Regions from separate parts of the Mus musculus genome. Here all the other regions are linked to region 1. Evidence: chromatin contacts called from ENCODE Hi-C or POLR2A ChIA-PET data. All regions are on one chromosome and are shown on one strand. Each heading gives the region's core, a stretch centred on a gene start or an enhancer-like site at or near the end of the contact. The rest is flanking DNA. Distances are from core to core; before and after follow the strand shown. Region 1 holds the start of Hmgn2 (high mobility group nucleosomal binding domain 2). Region 2 holds the start of Lin28a (lin-28 homolog A (C. elegans)). Region 3 holds the start of Dhdds (dehydrodolichyl diphosphate synthase).

Region 1 (3,271 bases), core at 347-2,846:
AGAATTAGCACCGCGGTGTCTCAGGCTGGCTTACCTTCGCAGGGGCCTTTTTAGGTTTGGGCTCTGGCTTTGGAGGAGCAGGTTTCTTATTTTGGAAAAGTGGGGGAGGGAGAAGAGGAAACCATTAGTACCACAGACCCAAGAAACAACCCATCAAACCACAGCTTAGAAAACTAGTTCTCAGGATCACCTTTCTTTTACAATGTAAAAGCCATCTTTCACTTTAGTCTTAAGCATCAGAACGTGGGACAACAGCAAACACCTCTAGATGTGCAACAGCCACCATATATAATGCAACGGGATCACAGAGATCCGCCCCCAAGTGGTTCCCAGTATCAGGTAAAGATCAGGAAATAGACGCATACACTTACAGCAGACAACCTCGCAGATCTTCTCTGTGGCTATTAAAAAAGAAAGTAAGAGGAATAAGCACAGGTCTCCTCACTAGTCAGCTTCACATTAAAGAAAAGTTAATGAGACAATTCGTGGTCATTTACTACCACAGAACCTTGGTAGCTACTACGCAAGGCTTTGTGCGTTGCCCTCAATGGATAAGACTCACCTCGTCCTTCACCTTGGTTTTGTCTCCTTTAGCATCCCCTTCAGCCTACAAAATGATAAAAAGACCAAAACTTGTAACCTCGGAGGCAAATCTCAGAGAACCGGAACTTAACAGCAACCGTCAGACCCCATTCTAAAAACGCATACACCCAAGTTTTATATAAGAAGCCTTAACGGGGATAAGGCCCAACTAAAGTCCGAGACGCACGGAAGACCGGGCAGGCTGGCCGCAGAGCGCGGGAGAAGCTGGAGCCTGGCCCCACAGGCGCTCGGAGCCACCAGCGCCAGGCATTAACAGCTGCAGATTGTGCAAACAAACCTCTCCGGAGGCGGCGCCTGGCGCCGTTGCCATGGCAGCCGTCGAGGGCGGGAGCTCGGGGAAGCCGTGGGCGGGGGCGCGCGTCTCGTGCGCCCGGAACGTGGGCGGCCGGGGAGGGCGGAGCCACGCCGCGGGCCCGCCCCTCGCGGACGCAGTTTTGGCGGCAGCGCGCTCCCCCGCCCGCCCAGCCGAGCGCCGCCTTCCCGCCCTTTCGGGTTTGAATCGCCCGCTCGTTCGCTCGCTCGCCCGCGGGAGGAAGGGAGGAGGGGAGGGGGCTGCCGGTGGGGGAGGGGGCGCGGGCGGCCACAGGGAGCGGGATAAACAGCTGCCAACATGGCTCCTCCTGCTACCGCCACCGAGCCTCCAATATGGCTTCTGGCGCCCGCGGGCAGCGCGCCTCGCACGATTCGCCCCGCAGCCGGACTCGGGCTGGAACCTCGCGCCGCGCCCGACCTACCGCCGAGTCCCGAGCCCGAGGCTGGCGGTGGTCCCGGGGCGCCCGCGCGCTCGCGCCACGTACCTTTCTTTTGGGCATGGTGGCGGCAGGGGACGTCGGCGCTGAGCACGGGGATACAGCGGCGCGCGGGTTTGCTCCGTCCGGGGGTCGTCCTCGCTGCTTCCTCACACTGCTCGGGCTCCGGGGGGTTTATAAAGTTTTTATAGCGCTGGGAGCCCCGGACCGGTTAGAACCGGATTTCACCTCCCGTCGCCGCTCATTGGCCCAGTTGGGGTCACGTGGGCGGGGTTTAAACTCACCTCCTCTGGAGTGAGGAGGGGGTGCAGGGGGAGGGCGCTCGAGACGGCGGCGCGCCTTGGGGGAGGGGGCGCGCCTCGGAGTCGGAGGTAATAAATGAGGGGCGCGCGAGGCGGCAGGCTTGGGGTTCCGCTCCCGCCCAGACCTGGCTTTTGCAAACTACCAAGTTCCTTCCACCTTATGCAACCCTTCTACCCACTTCTCCAAGCCGTGCGACACTGGGCACATCTCGGCCGCTTTCCTTCCTGCTCCCGCCGGGGCCCCAGCAGAGGGGTTTGTGAGGCCTGGCCGCGCCGCCCAGCTCCAGAGGCGGCGGGAAGCGCGCCGGCCGCAGCCCCGGGGACCACGGGCTCCCGTGGGCTGAGAGCCGGGAGGCTAAGCTTGGCGCAGTCGGACGTGCATCCTTTTGAGTTGCCACCTTGGGGAGTCCCTCGGTGTGCTCACCTGGAAAGCAGTCCACGGGATGTGGAGGTGTGGGCTGGGAGGGGAGACTTTCCACACAGGGATGCCTTTCGGGTACAGCGGGGCAGGTAGGAGCTGTCCTTTCAGCACCTACTGCTGAGCCGCCTCCCCAACGTTAAACAGCCCCCCAACATCTGCCTGGTAGCTTCCTTAAATCCCCTCTGGCCCCTGTCACAGAATGGTGGAGAAAAGCCGGCGCCCCAGCCCGGGAGCACGCCCCTCCCACTCGGCTCTCTGGGTCTGGGCTGCAGCTACCCAGCTGCCCCCACTCAGCAGAGGCCATGGAACCTGGGCTTTGCAGATGCCACAGCTGGCTAAAGCCCGCCTCACACACCATCGAGCTGGCTTGCTCTCGGTTGCGTGAGGAAAAGGCGGTTGAAGGGAAGCGCCGGAAGATTAGGAAACAAGTAGATGAACAGGTGTGATGGCAGAGGGGCCCTTCCAGGCCACCCCCGCCCAAAGTCCGGCCTTCTAGAGCTAGCTGAGTGCACCCGATGGAGGGGGCCAACTGCAGCAGTAAAGCAAAACCTTCTCTCGTTTGCAGTTACCACACAAACCTTGTATCTCAAAAAGAAAATTTTAAATTCTTTTTGACATCCATAACACAACTGGCTAACATCTGCAATAGGGTGTTTGGTGCTCAGGCGGAAGGCACAAAATAGGTCCCATCTTAATTTCTGAGGCAAGGGTTGAAGCTAGTTTGTAATAGCCATGGCAGCAGAAAGCAGACATCTGCGAATTCAAATCAAGCATTTTTCAGCCTTTGCCTCTGGACAACAGTGGATCTGCCTCTCCTTTCCACGCCCACAGTGGCTCCCGAGGCAGCCATCCTCCACCCCACCCTGTGCACCTTTCCCAGAATACAGGTCCTGGGGCTGGAAGATACCAGCCCCATTAATCACCGCTACTGTACTCCAATCTTAAGAGAAAGTCAGCCAGGCCTCAACAGCCCTGCTTGCCCGGCAGATTCCGTTTGCTGCCTCCAGCCTCTCATTCCCGCCTTAATTGTAGGGCTCTGTATTATAGCCACATAATTCATGCCTCCCTAATTAAAGCTGTCAACAGCCTCATTGTAAAGCTGGAAAATGCACAGCACCTGCTCTTGGGGATCTCTGTGCCAGGGATTGCTTTTGGGGAGTGCCAGGTGTACAGGGGGCCTTGCCAAAGGGTGCACT
Region 2 (3,271 bases), core at 272-2,771, 51 kb after region 1:
TTCACTCCCTACTGTGTAGCCCTTCTTTAACTGCGAACTTGGGATTGCCACGGCCAAGGAATGAAGGCCTGGGATCTTAAGGTCTTCCTTCCTGGCAGAACCGGGTGGACAGCTAGAGGTGCCTGCCAGCCCTGATCTGTAGCCAGACCTCTAGGGGAGCTTTTCAGCTCACACGTTGATCCTTCCGGGACCTGCCAAACCTACACTGGCTACAGGACCTGGCTTTGGGTGGCCACCTGACTTGAGGTCTGCATTGAAACGGGAAGAACCTGACGTCGCAGGTTCACGCCCGTAGGTTGGGTAGCAAATGGCTCACACTCTCTCCTCCCTATGAATTAGACTCAGACCTTTAGAACTCAGGGCGCTAACGCCCGGCTCAGGCCCTGCATGTGCTTCCCTGGTCGGCCTGCTGGCCCTCCCCCACCGGCAAGCACAATACAACCTTAGTTTCTGCCACATGGGGTCACCTCCCTGCCCCCTGCTCCCTTCCCAGGGGAAAGAGGTAATAGACACGTGGTAAGCCGGAGGGGTTCCCGGAAGGGGGCGGGGAGGGGGTGCTGGTAGTCAGCAGTGCCTCCTCGCACAACTGCAGTTACTACAAACTCAAAACTGGGGTGTCCCGAAAAATATGGGGACGCACAATGAGGGGTATTTATCTCCTCCAATCCGACAGGAGGGGCCACCAGCCAAGGCCGTACCTCGGAACTCCCAGCCTTTTTCTTTTTTTTCCCCTAGCAAAGTTCCAGAATGAGTCTCACCTGGTGCACAAAGACGTCCACCGGGGGGTCGAGCGCGACCCCAGCGCGGGCGGTCATAGACAGGAAGCCGAACCCCATGCGCACGTTGAACCACTTACAGATGCCGGCCCCGTGCAGCAGCTGCGGCTCGTCTGCCGCTCGGGCCGCGTCAGGCGGCGCCTCCTCTGGCGCCTTCTCCGCTGCCTTGGCGCAGCCACCTGGAGATAGGGAGGGCCAGGTGATCAGCTGGGGGCCAAGGGATCGCAGGCCCTCTCAGGGACCCGTCTGGGAGATCTCGGTGGTCAGCCCGCGGATAGACACCCAGGAGGAGGCAGCTACCAAGCAGCTGGTAAGAAGAAACCTGTCCTGGCTGCCTCCCCAAGCTTACACAGAGGATGCTGACGCCCCAAAAGTTTTGCTTGTCTTCCCACAACAAGTTGCCCGTGCACACGCGGAGGGACAGGCCCCTCCTCTTCTCTCCCTCCGCCCCCACGGGCTCGGTGTACAAGCCACTGGAACACCAGGGTTCCCTAGTCCAGAGATGGCCCCCAGAAGCAGGAGGCCATAGGGACTTGGGGGTCCCGCGGACAAGTCCGTGGGACACTTTCCCACCTCCCTTCTATTTAGACATTGGGCTCCCTGCACCCTAAGGTGTGCCCGCTGAATCGCAAGCTCGAACCTGCAAACTGCTGGTTGGACACCGAGCCCATGGTCGTCTGCTGAGCCCGTGGCCCCGGGCCCCAGGTCGGGCGGCTGCTGGCCCCAGAGAAGTCCGGAGGCAAAGGGGTGGTTCGGAGAAGAGGCTGCTACATCTTCCCCCGCACAATAGCGGTGGGAGGGCCCACGGCTTTTCAAAGGCTCCCAAATTCTAAAAGACAATGACCCAACCCCCCGCGGGCAGCCCCCTCCCCTCCCCTCTCTCCTTACCCCTCCCTTTCCCTCTGGCTCTGGCTTCGGCCCTCCCCCACTGCTCTGGTCTCTGACACCTCTGGGGTGTCCCTTCCCAGAACCTTGAGATTTGACACCCCCTCCACATACACACATCTGGAGATGGGGATCTTTTGCACTGGAAGTCTTCAGTACCCCAGAATTTGGGATCCTGCACTTTGAGGACTCAATGCGGGCATCCAAAGCGGACACAGGTGGGGGGGAACGGGGGGGGGGTAGTTTTATAACCACGTGACCACACACACACACACACACACACACACACACACACACACACACACACACACACACCACCCCCACCCCCCGGGCAGATAATTATACATTCCAGAGAGTTGGGGGAGGGAGGTGTGAGCCTGGTGGCGCTGTCCAATCAGAAACACAAACCACCTGTCAAGGGAGAAATGGATGAGCCCTCCCCCTCCCCCAGCCCCTCAGCGCCCCTCCCCCTCTTTCCCCTCAGGCCTCAGAGCTGACCCGGCTGCTTGGCGCTGACCTGCTCTCACCCCCCACCTCCGTGTGCTTAGATAGACCTGGAGTTCTGGACATTAGGAAGCCGGGATAGGGGTGCAAGGAAGCGGCTGGAGACCCCACCGAGCTGATCTGTCTTAACCTAGGTGCTGCCTCTCAAACTCGGCCTGTCTCTGGGTGCTACTGGATGCCTCAATCTCCAAATTTCAACAACAGTTTCTCTGGGTTTGTCCCAGTGAGAAACAAGCTCCTAGTTGATTCTGTGCAAAGAGTCCTTCGCTCCCTCCTAAGCCTACACCTAAAGTTGCTTCCAGGTACAGCTCCCTGAGAGAGCATGTGGAAACCTCGAAGAATGCCCTCTGTGGTAGCTGTGTTCTCATCGGGCCCCTGCCTGCCGCGTCCCGTCCTGTCCCATCCGTTGGTGGAAGAGAATAGATTGGTGGGTGGAGGCACTTCCTCCAAGACCCGGGACACTCTAATTCCCAGACCCTCCTGTTCTCAGTCACCATCCTAAATTGAGCTACCCTTCGGGTAGTATGACTGGTGAAAAGACTGGATAGAGAGAGGCTTCTCATTTAAAGAGGTAAACTCCCTACTAGAAGATAAAGAGGGTGGACCAGAGGGGTGGCCACTGCCCTGGTCAGAGATGGACAATGGCCCGGGGCTCAGTGCACGGCCCTGGCCCTGCCCCTTCACTTCCGGTGCTCAGTTCAAACTGGACAATGCCAGCTCCGGTCAGTTCCCCTCCCCCACAGCTACAACCCATTTAAAGGGACAGAGCCTGCTTTCAGGGGCATCAGCTTATCCTGAATTCAGTCTTCTCCACAAGTGTGTAGAATCTCTTGTGGTTCACACGCTGCAGTTGTGCATACATACATACATGCACGCTCATAAGCAAGTGCGTATCTAAGACAGAAAAAAGATGATGGTGTAGAGAAATGGACGATGGAATAGGAGATGACTGTGAGGAATACTGTTGTTCTCTTTTCTACGAATGTTTGCATGCGCATAAAAAGTATGAGATAGGACTTTGAGGGATGAAAAAGACTATGGCAAGCCTTGTGCTACTAAGCTGTAATTTTTAAGTATCATTAAGAGTGTCCTATTCCCAGCTAGGG
Region 3 (3,271 bases), core at 313-2,812, 33 kb after region 1:
ATCCAAACCTCTCTCAGGCACAGAATATGACATGGCTGTGACTCCTGATGGGGGCCTTTGATGGTTGAGCTGGTAAAGGTACTTGTCCCAAAGCCCGATCCTGAAAGCTGTTCTCTGTACTCTAAATGTACACTATATATCACCATACTAAGATAAATAACGGACTGGCACTAGATATTGTGCCACGTTCTTTGTGTATTTCTTTTTTTTAATCCTCAAAAAAGACAAGTTTGTTAAGCCACATGGTTGGTAAATAACAGTTTTCCTCACGGATGTCTGTCTCTAGAGCAGATGGTTAAAGTTTTAACCATCAAAGAACCATTAACTCAGAAGACACTGCAAGGAGAAACCGATGGAAACGCTGGGGCAGTGGTTCTCAGCTGTCCTTATGCTGTGAGCCTGGGATATAGCGCCTCAGGTGCTGACTTCAACCATGAGAGTATTTGCACTGCTACTTTATAACTGCCATTCTGGTACTATCGGAAATCGTAATGTCAGATACCTGATATCCGACCCTGTGAAAGGGTTGTTCAACCTCTGAAGGGGTTGGGACCCACAGGTTGAGAACTACAACTCTAGTGAGACAAATTTCTGTTCCCTCCCATTCAGAGTCACAGTCTCTCTTCCTTTTTCAAACTCAGAGTCTTGTGAATACCAAGAAAGCACCTGACCAGTGAGCTCTTTTGACACTCTCAACGGCACAATTCAGTTTTCCAGAAGGAAAATCTAACAGTCTATGTGATCTAATGATATTAAGAGACCCTGATTGGCCTTAAAAAAAAAAAAAAGTCACACAGTACAATAAATACTAGAAATGCAGCCCTTCAAACTACATTATAATTTCAAGATTCTCTCTTTACTAAATTCTACTTCATTGGGATTGCTACAATTTAATAATGAACTACTCAACTATCCAAAAGGTCAACTTTTCCCCCGGGGTACTGCTCACCTTTATGATGTTAGCACAGAACCGTTCCCACAGTGACAGCTCTCCTTCTTTGATCCATGACATAGTTCTTGCTATGTCAGAAATCACACAAGAACAACAACAACAACAAAAAACAGCCAGATAACCTTGAATAAATGAAAAGAGAGAGAAGTCATCCTTGCTTGCAATAAAACTGACTAAAGAGACTCTGCTGGACTGTGGCAGGCAACACGCGTCTGAATCCAGAGACTGTTCTAATCCGCTCAGGCCTCTACAAGCCAACGGGAGACCTTTGGAGCAAGGTAGTTCCCACTTTCTTATCCTTACGTGCACTGATTTCTTCCAAATATCCTGCCACATCATGGTACCTACATCTTGCTTGGTCAATCCCCACAACTTCCTTCTCTATTGCCCCGCAAACCATTGCTCACTCTAAGCTAACCAATCACTACCCTCCTTGGATGCCGCATCTGTTACCTCAATGGTCACTCTCCCGGCTGGACTTTAGTGTTTCCCGCAGCTAACTCCACATCCAGCTTCCCCTCCTCTGGGTCTCTGTGTTTACTCCCCACCTAGGACGCAGGAGAAGGCGCTTTTCCACCACTCCCGGGCGACTTACGACTTGGCGCTGAAAGAACACGTCACCTCTACGTGATTGGCTCCGCCTCCTCCGTCCGTGGTGGGCGGGGCCGCCCCTGCGTACTCGGGGGCGGAGCGGTGCGAGTTCTTGCGAGTTGGCTATTGGTGGCCGCTCTCGCGGGGCGTGGAAACAGCGCCTGGGAGGCCGAGGTCACGTGAGCCGATACTCCTACCTCTTGGGTCTCCTATTGCAAGCCCTGCACGTTAGGCGAGTTGAGCCTGAGGGATCGAGATGTGTTCGGCCCACGCATTTGCGTGGTCTCAGGTGTTGTGGCAGTTTGTTAGGGAGAGAGGATGCGGTTGCTCCACCTCAAAATTGAGTTTCTCTATGGATGATCGCAGTGCTTATATTATGGGAGACACGGTAATGTCGTATTTTGACAGTCCTCCTACCTCAGTCTCCCCAACTGCTGGGGATATGGACGTAAACCATGGAAGTGAACTGCGTTTATTTAAAAATTTGTCTTGGGCTGGAGAGGTGGCTCAGAGTTTAAGAGTACCGACTGCTCTTCCAGAGGTCCTGAGTTCAATTCCCAGCAACTACATGGTGGCTCACAACCATCTGTAATGGGATCTGATGCCCTCTTCCGATGTGTCTTAAGACAGCGACAGTGTACTCACATACATAAAATTAATCTTTAAAAAAACAAAATTGTCTTAAAAGTGTTCTTTTAGCCGAAACTGATGGCACGTCGTCACTGAACTCAGCACTCAAGGCTGAGGCCATTTGAATTAGTTAATGTCTTTTCTGCTACGTAGTAAATTTAGTCACCCTGATCTAGGGGATACTGTCTCCTCAAAAAATTCTGACGTGTTTTTTTACTTGTCGCCTTTTAATGCTGCTAACGCATCAGAAGGGTTTCTTGCGCTGGTCACTTTTGGGGAGCGATGCAAAGCAACTTTATAATTTGCAGATTCCGAAGACCCACGTTAATGAACTTAGGAGGACAAGTCAGAAAGAGCTTTACTCTTAGGACTTCCAAAACCACAATCCGTAGCATTTGGGAATAGAGCCCTAGTGGTAGAGTTCTTGCCTAGCAGGCTAGAAGCCCTGGGTTCAGTTTCCAGCCCAGTATAAAAAAGCATGGTGGCAGCGAATGCAGGGCAATCAGCAGTTTAGGTCACCTAGGGCGTTTGAGGCTAGCGTGGCCTACACAGGAAAACTCAACCTCAAAACTAAACAAAAATAGAAACAATCTTAAACATACAACAAAACACCATAAGCCACTTGTGGAGAGCTTTGGGGGTCAAGCAAGAACTCAAAAGCATTAGCTGTATAGCTAGTCTGAAGGACTTTTAGATACCTAACAGAACAAACTTGGGCCTGGACTGGGCTTCGGGAAACTTGCCTCCTCAAAAGTATTATCATCATCATCCATTGTCTTGCCTCTTGATGTATTTAATGATACAGGGAAGAAGTTGTTCTGCTTTCACACACACACACACACACACACACACACACACACACACACACACACACACACACACAAGCCAAAAAACTGAACTTTCAGTATCTGATGCAACTAGTATTTCTTTCAAATCATACTTGCATCTGTAATAGGGTTTCACAATTCCAACGAACCTTTTTTTTTTTTTAAAACTTTTGCCCCGTAGGCTCAATGACACAGGGTAAGATGTCACCTGTCGAGCTTTACCTGAGGAAGGCACAAAACGTGCATGACTCAACAAAGCTGTAGAGATGAA

What was found. A loop is a pair of places that touch in the nucleus more often than their neighbours do. ChIA-PET counts read pairs that join two places held with the same protein, here RNA polymerase II (POLR2A).
Region 2: POLR2A ChIA-PET joins it to region 1 with 12 read pairs in embryonic stem cell. The contact joins the promoter of Lin28a here to the promoter of Hmgn2 in region 1. POLR2A ChIA-PET finds 5 or more read pairs at or near these places in 2 of 5 experiments (Patski and embryonic stem cell).
Region 3: a map of gastrocnemius shows a loop between it and region 1 (4-fold over the local background). The contact joins the promoter of Dhdds here to the promoter of Hmgn2 in region 1. A Hi-C loop is called at or near these places in 6 of 37 maps with a recorded cell type or tissue (gastrocnemius, heart and left cerebral cortex). POLR2A ChIA-PET finds 5 or more read pairs at or near these places in 2 of 5 experiments (both embryonic stem cell).

What each region holds. Positions count from the first base shown.
Region 1 is chr4:133,966,395-133,969,665 of GRCm38, forward strand. Hmgn2 (high mobility group nucleosomal binding domain 2) reads right to left here and starts at 1,597. Exons shown (of 6, transcript NM_016957.3): 1 at 1,401-1,597; 2 at 563-607; 3 at 372-401; 4 at 35-85. The coding sequence starts at 1,415. Dhdds (dehydrodolichyl diphosphate synthase) reads right to left here. Exons shown (of 9, transcript NM_001362959.1): 9 at 2,634-3,271.
Region 2 is chr4:134,017,295-134,020,565 of GRCm38, forward strand. It overlaps Lin28a (lin-28 homolog A (C. elegans)), which reads right to left and starts at 1,522. Exons shown (of 4, transcript NM_145833.1): 1 at 1,417-1,522; 2 at 759-955. The coding sequence starts at 1,447.
Region 3 is chr4:133,999,320-134,002,590 of GRCm38, forward strand. Dhdds (dehydrodolichyl diphosphate synthase) reads right to left here and starts at 1,563. Exons shown (of 9, transcript NM_001362959.1): 1 at 1,406-1,563; 2 at 950-1,074. The coding sequence starts at 1,012.